Regions from separate parts of the Homo sapiens genome. Here all the other regions are linked to region 1. The links are chromatin loops, found by intact Hi-C in ENCODE. Cell type or tissue: endothelial cell of umbilical vein. All regions are shown on one strand.

Region 1 (4,000 bases):
TAAGTATAGACACAGACATAGCCTATGTGGTAAGTTAAAACAACAATGGTAGGTTAAAACAACAACAAAAAAACAGCATAGCTATGTGGCCACAAAATACTAAGTAAATATTTCACTGTCACAAACTAGTAACTGACAGGGCAAGATTCCATCTCAACTTTTCACAACAAAGCCCAGATTCTTTTCTTTTTTTCTTTTTCCTTTTTTTTTTTTTTGAGACGGAGTCTCACTCTGTCGCCCAGGCTGGAGTGCAGTGGTGCGATCTTGACTCACTACAAGCTCCGCCTACCGGGTTCACGCCATTCTCCTGCCTTAGCCTCCCGAGTAGCTGGGACTACAGGTGCCCACCACCACACCCGGCTAATTTTTTCTTTTTTTCTTTTTTTTTTTTAGTAGAGACGGGGTTTCACCATGTTAGCAAGGATGGTCTCGATCTCCTGACCTCGTGATCCGCCCGCCTCGGCCTCCCAGAGTGCTGGGATTACAGGCAGTGAGCCACCGCACCGGGCCAAAGCCCAAATTCTTTTCACAGCCCGATACTAGCTCCAGAGTTCTTCTCTGACATGGCTTTACATTTTCAGAAATCTGTATCTATTGTGATTGAGAGACAGTTGCTATCCTTTACAATTGATGATGCTGGTGAGATGTTATCATCTATGCATATAAACAGAGTACAACTGACAAAAGTATTAGGAGGTGATCCTTGTCTTTAAATGAGCAGGATAAGATAGATGACCTTCACAGGGCTCTTCTAGCATTCTAACATTCTATGAGTAATTTATCTTATTAAGATGTTTGGGAACAGATAAAAAATCTCTGGCTATTTCTTTTCTAACTTTCTGAAATCTGTTCAAGATAATAACTCCTACCCCATCACTATTTTACAAAAATTTAAATATAGTATCTACATTAATGTAATTCTCACAAATCTGTGATGTTGATTATTTTATACAGATGAGAGTACTGAAATTCAAAAAGATTGTGGTGCTTTGGCCCAAAGCACCAAATTACTAAACAGCAGAGCAATTCTAAAGGCAAATCTGTCCCACTCACAGCTCAGGACATTTACCCTTATATATATTAGATGCTGCCATAATAACAGCATCCATTTGTACATCACTGTACCTTTGTCACCTGTTCCCTAACTTTGTCCTCAGAACAACCCTGCAATAAAATAAGGCAAGTAATATCATTCTGGCATCATTTTACAAATAACTGAGTCTTGGAGAATTTAAATCACTTGCTCAAGGATCCTTACAGAGTAATGGTAAAGCCAAGTCTCAAACAGAGGTCTCCTAATTCCAAGTCTAGTGTTTCTTTTGTCACTATATCTGACTGTCAATTACAAGTTTGGCTTCAACATATCTTTGAAACATTTCTATGCCTACCCTGCTTAAACTTGTCTCTCTAAGTGTGAAATTCATTAAGTATAATTGAACTCATGAAAGCATTGTTTATGCCTATGTGTGGCATAATCACTTATGTTCCCAATATAGAATTACGTTTAAAATATATCTGTCTAAGACTTTTAAGAAAATTCTCACCCAGATTTTGAATGATCAAGAATAAGGTGGCTAGTTATTAGAAAAAATCCTCCTTAAATCCCAGCAAGGGGGAAAAAGGGATGCCTAATTTGGGAGTTTGTTGAATTATAAATCAGCCTTCTCCTTACATCCAATTTATAGAACAGACAGCAGTACTGCCTAGAATTCTGTCTTCACTTCTTCAGAATCTTTCTACCAAATGCACTGCGATTACTGAATGATCTTATTTAGTAAACCAGCTTCTTGCCCCTTCATTAGGTCCTAATCTAAATTATAGTATAAAGACATAGGTTTTCTACTCGTGGCTGACTTATGATAAACAGCACTGGCTGGCCATGTGGCCTGATGAGGTCCTGGGACACAGAAGGGTCTTTTTTTGGACTTTATCAGTCTTAGGGCAGGCAATTTATTTTGAGCCAGAAAAATAAAATATAATCTTAGGCCATCTGGTTCTGTAACGCACTGTATTTGTTTAGAAAGGTCACTGTTGTCAAGTTATTGAATGTTATCTCTGGAATTGACAGGAAGAGGGAAGTTTTTGAAAGAAGGCCAAGAATATTAAAGCACCGGATATTAAGGTGTAAAGCAGTATTTAAAAGCTTGGGCTTTAGTGTTAAACAGACCACAGCTCAAATCCTAGCTCCACCACTTACTACTTAAATGACCTTGGGCAAGTCACTTTCTTTCTTAATTCAATTTTCCCCATCTATAAAATCTAGATAACACACCCTAGTGAGATACTGTAATGAGAAAATGATGTAATACATATATGTCACTAGCTCATAGTTATCATTCAAAATTTATGTAATAATTATTTTCAGTATAATTTTTGTTCTAATTTTTGTTTTACCTGAAACCAAAATTTTCATTACTTTTATAAACACTTCTCCAGACAGCAAAGTATAATTCCAATACAGAATCACAATTTATACTATACAAAAGATACGGATTTAGAGCCTATCCCTAACAAAAACTTCAATCTATCGTAAGGATTTAAGCAACATTCATTTCTTTGTTAAATCAGATATGTAGCAACCATTATTTTGTCAGTGAAATGATTGAGTTACTGTGTCAGTGAAGAATGAATACTAGGCTTATCAAATCCCTATCTGAACAACTTCAGGGGGACCAATACTGCTGTTTTATTGGACAACTGCTATAGTATCCTGATGTTCCTATGCAATAGTTATTTTCTGTACATTATGTAGTTTTCTATTAATGTTGCACAGCAGTATTATGATCCAACTACTGCAGTAACGAGATGATCCAGAGTTGACTTAGACAGGCTATTCAGGCCCTTTCCTTTTGTGAGATTAGCAATGTGGTTAAAAATATAGTAATAATTAAAACACTCATTAAAAAATAGCTCAATCAAAACTCCATCTAGAATGTTGCTGAGGAGCAACAGTTTCGATTCAGCATGCCAGAGTCTGGATCGACTTATATATCCCTTAAGAATCTCAATGGTAGGCAAACACTTCACCTGTGGAATTATCTCCACACATAATTGGATTTCCCAAATCAAAGTAGGCACTATAAGCCAGGGCAAAAGCTGCAGTCTTAGGCTAGAGAAGAAGATTTCCATCTGTTTTCTACTTCAAGTATTAGCTGCTACAGAGTTTCCCCTTTGGTGTCATAATAACAGGCACATATTTTTCATATGAACTACTGGGTTCTCTTATTTCTCCACAATACTGAACTGAGAGATCTGAAAATCACTAAAAACATATTTCTAACTCTGGGGTCTAGCCAAGAAGACTACCTACAGACTAACAAAAGTCTAAAACATGCGTACTGAATTAGGGGTTATAAAGATAAATGGATCCAAGAAATATATAAGCCTACATAGAATAATACACATGAGAAGCTCTCTTGATCAAGCTTCACTTACCCAGCTTGCTATGTAAACCCACATTGTTCATTTCCTCTTTAACCATACTGACAGATGCCCACAGAATACTGAAAACTCACAGCCTGCAGGAGTCTCTCTAGCATGCCCCTCAACACTTCTGCTCCCAACTGCTGAGCTGTATATTCACTCAGAACAATATTTGTTCCAAAACCTCAACAGGGGAGTTTTATTGTTATTGTAATTAGCTAATTTAATTAAATATCACATAAACCATAAAAGCAAAAATAAAAGGTCTTGTATCTTTAAAAACTAAGTCAAACGCATTGAAAAGACTTGATAAAGGCAAGTCACTGCAAAATACTGCTGTTGAAATAGGCAAAGATAAGAGAAATATTTTTAAACCTGGGAAAAATAATAAAATATAGAATATAATGTTTCTGAAAATGTAGCATGGAAGCCAAGCATAGAATACTGAGCCCCACCTTCCATAGTTTCTGATTCAGTAGGTCTGGAGTAAAACCAAAGAATTTGCATGCTATGAAATTCCCATGATGCTGAGGCTGCTGGGCTGGGAACCACACTTTGAGAACCACTGCTCTGCAAG
Region 2 (4,000 bases), 870 kb after region 1:
ACATAAATGTCTAACAATCAGAAAATAGTTAATTAAATACAGCCATATGATTAGATAGTATGCAGCTATTAAAGTGATATGGTCAAAAAATTAATGACATAGGAAATGTTCATTTGAAAATAAAGATACAAAATCGTACGGACAGTATTTTCATACTTTTGATTTAAACGAATGAAGGCAATATTTTGCAATGATTCTGAACATTTCTATGTACTCTACAATGATGTATATTTCCTTTATAATCAAAAAAATATATCTAACAAACAAAAAGCTTCAGGCTCCTTCCGGTCATTTTTTCTGACATGCTGAGTTGGACAAGGGCCTCAAGCATCACTGAAGTAAAAGAACATGGAGGATCCCTTTGGGCCAATATCTGACTCATTCTACCATATCACAAGGCCAGACAAAAGCTGATTAATGTTCATAATAATGATCACAATAGTAGCATAATAGTAGAGGTGGTAGCAACCAGTTTTGTTTACTCAGTACCAGGCTCCACTATCCATCTTTCAGATATGTTGTATCATTTAATCCTCACAAAACTCTATGAGGCAACTATTACCCCCATTTGAAAGATGAAGAAACTGGGGTTCAAAGAGATGAAAATATTTGCCCCAAACCACACAGCTTATGTGACCAAGCAGGAGCTAGGACCCAGATCTGATTTCCCAGGATGGTTTGCTCTTTCTCTAATGTCTAACTGGTAAGATTGGCAAGGCTGTGTGTGTGTGTGTGTGTGTGTGTGTGTGTGTGTGTGTTTAGTTTTGAAATGCAAAAACTGTATTTGTCCATAGCATGACTTCTTTTCACAGGAGTCAGGACACCTGATTCTAATCCTATCGCTTCTCCTGACTAGACAAGTTTCCTTGAACAAGGCATATCCCATTGAGATTTTGCTGCTGCTATGTGTTGGCAGTGTTGGACTAGATGAGTTTCCTTTAAGCTTAGCTTGTTAAAACACAGCTTTCAGGTCTTTCTGTAGACCTACTGAATGAGACTTTCTGGTAACAAAATTATACGTATATATAGAGAGATAGATGGATTTCTATTATATATGTGTGTACACACACACACACACACACATACACACACACACACACACACAATTTTTTAAACAAGCTCCCTGGATTATTCTTATTCAGGATGAGAATTCAGCTCAGGACTGGTATTTGGGAGTCACCATACTAGACAACCTATGAGGTACTGTTCATATCTACTAGTCAATGACTGTATAGGGCCCCAAACTTGAAGTCAAGATGTGGCTACCACTGAATTTCAAATAGGTCTGGAAGAATCTAAAGGGCATGTGACTTGTTCACAGGCATTGTTCTGCATGAAGTTTGGGGACAGACCCAGGGAGAAAAAGGAACTGGGGGAAAATAGTGTAAGTACTGGAGATTGGTTCCTGTAGCCAGCCCCATGGGAGAAGGAGCTGCAAGTAGAAAGTAGAGGAACCAAAAATATAGCCTCATATTGTATCACCTAAGGAGCCTGGAAAAAGCACTGTTGCTTGGGTCCCAGCTCCAGAGATCCTTATTTAATTGGTTTGGGGTATGTGCCTGAGTCTTGGGATTTTTTTTAAAGCTCCCCAAGTGATTCCATTTTGAAGCTAAGATTGAGATTCTGCATTAACACACAAGGACACAAAGCCTTCAAAATGAGACGGCTTTATGTGTTACAGGCTTACCCTTAAAACTATGTTGAAAAGCGGCATTTCAAGGACCCTCCTGGTGAGTTCATGAAGCAAAATAATCATGTTCAAAACAATTGAGACTGTCCATACAACACTACCTCGATATGTTTGGGAGGATAAACTCAACACCTCAGTCATGATTTAGTGGCTTGGCTTATATATTTGGTGGCATAGATAGAATTCTGTCCCCAGGTGTGTAAGTCACATGAAGCCAGTCCTCAATGACTGGATTTGTCTTCTTCACTGAAGTGAATTGATCTGTTGTTTTGTCACTATGTAGCTAAAGCCAGTGGGAGGGTGCCAGTTATTTGGAGAAAATGTTTCATTTTGAAGTACCAAAGACAGCCGATGAATTGTGTTCATGAAATACATGCTTCACTCTACTTTTTAATTTGCTCCTGTTTAAGTTAACTGAGAGTTTCGTCTTTATTTTTAAAGAATGACATTTATATAGACGTTCAAACTGCCAATCTGTTACATAAACAGCCTTGTTTTTTGAAGGGCTGGCGCCGCCTAGAGGCCAAATAGGTGCAGAGGTTTGGATTGCTAACCGGAAAGAACCTCTCCAACCTGTTGCTTCTGGTCCTTCTGTGATCCGTCTCTGTTGTGTGTATTTAGGGTCAGGTAAAGCTAATCAGACTTTTCATTGAGCAAAGTTTCCCAAGCAAGGGTGGAGATGCCACAGTGACATTTCAAAGCCAGATAACAATGCAATGATGGGATTTGGGAAGTTTGGTACAAAAGAAGCTTCTCACTGGGATCAAAACGTGCCCAGAGAACCAGAAACTGTAGGGGGAGGGAAGGGGGAGGGGAGGGGAGGGGGAGGGGGGAGGGGGAGGGGAGGGGAGGGGGTAGGGGAGGGGTGGGGGAGGGGAGGGGGAGGGAAAGGAAAGGAAAGGAAAAGAAAAGAGACAGAAAGGTAAAGCAAGTTTTTGGTGGGTAGTTTCCTAGAGTGAACTTAAGAGCAAACATTCTCTCATTTGGTATTGACCAAGACACAAAGACTAGGGAGAAGTCAACATTTAATACCAGCTGACAAGCGGCTTTGCTTCTTGCTCATCAGTGAATTCACCATGTCCTCACGGCTTGGCTTAGCATGAGGTTGATATTCCCCTAGAATCTCTGGATCTATTCCCTTTTTCTACAGCCTTCTCCATACTTTTAATATTTTCTTTCTTACATGGCCAACTTTTAATTACCACAGGGGAACAGAGTTAGTATGTATTTTTTAAATCTCTGAATAATCCAAAACGTCTGTACCCAGATAGAAGTTTAGGAATTACAAATCAAATGAGAAAAAAAAAAAAAAGTATGTCATTTTCCTTTATTTGCCATGACTGATGTCATCTGACTTTTGAGCTGAATAGAAGTGAGGGGGTGGGGGAAAACTTCAACTTCCCAATTAAAAGGCAACTCAATTCCAGGATGAAACATTCTTTTATTTTGTCTTACCCAGTGTCTTTGGGGCAAATTCCTCATCTTTCAGGATGCATCCTCCATCCCTGTTCTCCTTGCCCGGATGGTTCCTGGGTCTAGGGTTAAGCTTCTGTGTATTTGTGGTGGCAGGACAGCAGGAATGAGGGAGTGAGGGTGATGGTCCATGTGCTCATCTCCACATCCACGCTATTAACCACCATGGACACTTGAACCTGGAGACCGTTGTCGGAACCAGATCCCACCTGATTCTTGTTTTTGTTTAATTTTTTTGGAGACAGAGTCTCGCTCTGTCACCCATCACCCAGGCTGGAGTTCAGTGGCACTATCTCAACTCACTGAACCTCCGCCTCCTGGGTTCAAGCAATTGTCCCTGCCTCAGCCACCCAAGTAGCTAGGATTATAGGTGTGGGTGACCCCTCCTGGCTAATTTTTGTATTATTAGTATAGATGGGGTTTCGCCATGTTGGCCAGGCTGGTCTCAAACACCTGCCTCGGCCTCCCAAAGTGCTGGGATTATAGGTGTGAGCCACCGTGCCTGGCCTCACCTGATATTTTAGCAACTCTGCAAACACCCACAACTGGCATCTGACATCCTTGAATAGCCTCTGGACTGCAAGTCTTTCTTCCCTCTAATCCAAATGATCTGTTATCTCTTCTGGTCCAATGGTATGCTTAGAACTTATGTGTTTCCTTTTTGGGGACAGACTTTCCTAGTTGCATTATCTGATCCACAGGCTTGTGCAATACTCTCTAGGACAAAACAAGACTGCTCTCTATCCATCTACTTCCACTTCTTCTTCAGCCATTTCCAACCTATCTGGCATCACTGGAGCTTAAAGCTCTCCTGGCTTGCACTCACACGAGTGAAAG
Region 3 (4,000 bases), 150 kb before region 1:
TAAGGGAATATAAATAGGTAGGTAACGGACATTCCCACAATGGTGCCAGTTAACTCTAATTAAAGGGTGATTCTGCAATCTTAAGTATTATTTGCATTCATGATTCTCTTTCACTCTCTTGCTATCCAATCCTGCCCAATCTTTAGGCAATTTTGAACTTGTATAAGCAATATTATCAGAAGGTAAGCACAATTTTGATAAATCTAAAATTAATCAATTGATAACATATGAACATTTGTGATTTAAAAAATAATGTGGCAAGAAAGTAGTTGAAACTAACCCTAAAAAGAAGTCTGGAGGCTATTTGTGAATTTGTATTTTTGCCTTACAGGATTAGGTACCTTTCAGTGCAGGAACTAGCTCCATTAGCCCATACTGTTAAGTCTTCAAATTCACAGAAGCACAGTGCCTGGTCAACAGTAATACCTCAATAAATGTTTGAGAAAGTCAGTGACCGAAAAAAAAAAAAAAACTCAGATTCTCAATACATAAATACAAATACAAACATCAACTTTCATTCCAAAATGTTGAACAGTAAGAATGGCTCTAAAAATTTCAAATGAATTAAATGCCAGTTTTCACTGTCTAAACTTTCAACAGTCTAATAAATGAGGACTTTATCTGAAACCTAGGATCAGGGTTTAATGTGAACTGTGACACCTCACAGACAATATTAATACTGGGCACATAAAGGATTTGCTTTATCTACATGCATTTGGGGAATATGACCAAATAGATATAATGTATAATCATTAAGAGCTTGTCCAAAATTTTTAAAAATAACAAGTGACTTCTTTTTTTTAATAGATAATATATTCACATGCCTCCCACCTTTTATTCTTCATGTATCCTTCCTAAAGACATCTTTAGGATTGGCTGGGCGTGGTGGCTCACGCCTGTAGTCCCAGCACTTTGGGAAGCTGAGGCAGGCGGATCACTTGAGGCCAGGAGTTTGAGACCAGCCTGGCCAAAACAGGGAAACCCCATGTCTACCAAAAATTACAAAAGCTAGCCGGGTGTGGTGGCGCATGCCTGTACTCAGCTACTTGGGAGGATGAGGCAGGAGAATCACTTGAACCTGGGAGTCAGAGGTTGCAGTGAGCCGAGATCAAACCACCGCGTTCCAGCCTAGGTGACACAGCAAGACTGTCCCACCCCCTCCATAAAAAAAAACAAAAAAAAAAACTTTAGGATATCTTATATAAGCACATAGTAATATGTGTTTCTATTTACACACACACACACTACTCTGCTTTTTCGCTCAACATGGAGACTTTTTTCATATAAATGTGTACATATGTGTGTGTGCATATATATACATACATACACACACATATGTGCCTATATATACATATAATGCATGCTACATAGCATATATATATATATATATATATATATATATATATATATATATAGCCTCATTATCTAGGGGCTACATGTAATTCCACTTAAGAGATAAAAGTACTAACGTTTATTTGCATATTTCCCTGCTGATGGATAAGGCAGTTTCCAGTCTTTTTCTTTTTTGAGACAGAGTCTCTGTTGCCTAGGCTGGAGTACAATGGCGTGATCTTGGCCCACTGCAAACTCCACCTCCTAGGTTCAAAGCGATTCTCCTGCCTCAGCCTCCCAAGTAGCTGAGATTACAGGCATGTGCCACCAAACCCAGCTAATTTTTCTATTTTTAGTGGAGATGGGGTTTTCACCATGTTGGTCAGGCTGGTCTCGAACTCCTGACCTCAGGTGATCCACCCGCCTCAGGCTCCCAAACTGCTGGGATTACACACGTGAGCCACCGCCCCCGACCCCAATCTTTTTCTATTACAAATAAGTCTACAACAAATATAGTTTTTATGTAGCATTTCATATACATAACAGTATTATCAGTATGGTAAATTCCCGGAAGCACACTGACTGAGTCAGAGGATATGTGTATTTTTAATTTTGATAAAAAATTTCCACATTGCTCTCCAATTCTGTGCCAATTTAGATTCCCATCAATCATGATTGAGAGTACCTATTTCCTTGCACACTTGGCAAGGCTTACCAACCTCTTCCGCATTGCTTGTATGGGATGAAAGGTGGTATTTCTTTGTAGTTTATTTTTCACTTCCTTTTCATTGGACTGCCTGTTCTTGTACTTGCTCTGTTTTTGTTATTTTTTCTGATGAATTTGTAAGAGTGGTCTATAAATTTAAAAAATTAGTCCTTTGAGTATAATACCTCAAAACTTTATGCCAGTTTGTTGTTTCACCATTGCCTTTGTTTATTGTGGTTTTCTCAGCAGGATGTTTTCACCTTTACATAACTGAGTTTATCAATATTTTTCTTATAGCTTCTGGATTTTATATTATGCTTCCCACTCTAATGATAAAACACACTTTTCTATCCAAGTGAAATTAATTTTGATATAAAGACTAATATATGAACCAATCTAATTTTCTTTTATAAATATATAAATATTCAGTTGTTCCAAATATCATTTACTGATAATCCATGACTTCTCAACTCACAGGCAATGCCTCCTTTAATATATACAATATTCCTGCATGCATTTGGCCTACTTGGTCTCTAGTCTTTCATTTACTAGTCTATTCATGTGCTTAGATAATTGTTTTAATTATTATAATTTTATATACATTTTAATATCTGATAGGTTGTTTCCCTCCACCCCATCCCTCATTATTTTTCTTTTTACAAAATTTTCTATAAATTCTTGCAAGTTTATTTACATGAACAGCCTTTCTTGTCAAAAAAACTATTGGTATTATGATTGAGATTATGTTGAAACATTTTATGTTAACTTAGGGAGGTTAAATGTTTAATATTGAAATTTCTTATCCAAGAATATGGTATGCCTTTCCAGTTATTCAAGTTTCCTTTTGTATCCCTGGCGAACTTTAGGTGTTTTTTATTCAGCAATTGGATCTTGCACACTTATTATTAGTTTGTTGCCAGGCATTTTTTGTTTTTATTATAAATGAGATCTTTGTTTCCATTATATTTTCTAACTATCTAGAAAAGCTATTGATTTATTTGTGTATTAATTTTGTGGCTGGGTGCGGTGGCTCAGGCCTGTAATCCCAGCACTTTGGGAGGCCGAGGCAGGTGGATCACTTGAGGTCAGGAGTTCAAGACCAACCCAGCCAACATGATGAAACCCTGTCTCCACTAAAAATACAAAAGATTAGCTGGGTTTGGTGGCAGGTACCTGTAATCCCAGTTACTAGGGAGGCTGAGATAGGAGAATCGCTTGAACCCAGGAGGTGGAGGTTACAGTGAGCTGAGATTGTGCCACTGCACTCCAGCCTGGGTGACAGAGTGAGACTCCATCTCGAAAGAAAAAAAAATTGTACTGCCACCTTACTAAAATGTCTTATTAGTTGTTATAGTTTTTAATTTCATTCTCTATGATTTTTATCAAGTACACAATCACATCATCTACAAGTTCTGACCTCTTTACCTCCCTTTGAATTTGTATTTCCTTTCTTTTGCCTAACTGCATCTTTCCTGTAATTTTGAAAGCACAATTAAACATCACATCTTCCTTTCCTATAAGACAGATGAAAAAGTCACTCAAACTTACACTTAGTAAATTTTAAGTGTATGTGTAAAATTATTTCTAAGTCCGTAGATTACAAAACTCCTATGTCATGAAATTTACTGCCACCAATAGTTACAATCAAATGCCATAATTAGAGTTTAAAGGAAACCAGATAATTCTGTGGCAAATAAAGACAACAACTGGAGTTACATGTACTGAGAAAGTGGTAATCAAATCACATGCTTTGGGGGATGAACTAATATGCACAGGAACATGGAGAAATTCTTTCTCAGAGAACTGACAATTGGTCATAGGCACTGTGTCGTATTTTTCCCCTTTAAATTAAACACATGGGCCAGTAGAAGAGGCAGTATTGAAACTTTCTGAGTCTAATATTGACTCATATGTCACTCTTAGACTACAATGTATTAATATTTTAATCTGTAGCAATGCATT

What was found. A loop is a pair of places that touch in the nucleus more often than their neighbours do. Peaks named below come from ENCODE experiments on the same cell type or tissue, not always from the same donor. Only the 100,000 strongest peaks of a DNase experiment are listed, where the experiment ranks them.
Region 2: it touches region 1 in a loop (3-fold over the local background); 9 of 110 quality-filtered maps call a loop at or near these places.
Region 3: it touches region 1 in a loop (2.0-fold over the local background); 2 of 110 quality-filtered maps call a loop at or near these places.

Annotation. Positions count from the first base shown.
Region 1 is chr9:3,470,118-3,474,117 of GRCh38, forward strand. The region is part of intron 1 of RFX3 (regulatory factor X3); the gene reads right to left. Among named protein-coding and RNA genes, the nearest start is that of RFX3, 54 kb to the right of the region's middle. RefSeq lists a silencer at 1,792-2,086. In endothelial cell of umbilical vein, no CTCF peak of the experiment used is centred here; a DNase peak (open chromatin) is centred at 1,974; H3K27ac peaks cover 282 bases.
Region 2 is chr9:4,337,306-4,341,305 of GRCh38, forward strand. It overlaps a transcript of GLIS3 not described here. Among named protein-coding and RNA genes, the nearest start is that of GLIS3, 39 kb to the left of the region's middle. RefSeq lists an enhancer at 2,084-2,378. In endothelial cell of umbilical vein, a CTCF peak has its summit at 2,217 (motif pointing left); a DNase peak (open chromatin) is centred at 2,226.
Region 3 is chr9:3,319,397-3,323,396 of GRCh38, forward strand. The region is part of intron 4 of RFX3 (regulatory factor X3); the gene reads right to left. Among named protein-coding and RNA genes, the nearest start is that of LINC01231, 140 kb to the left of the region's middle. In endothelial cell of umbilical vein, no CTCF peak of the experiment used is centred here; a DNase peak (open chromatin) is centred at 1,965; H3K27ac peaks cover 953 bases.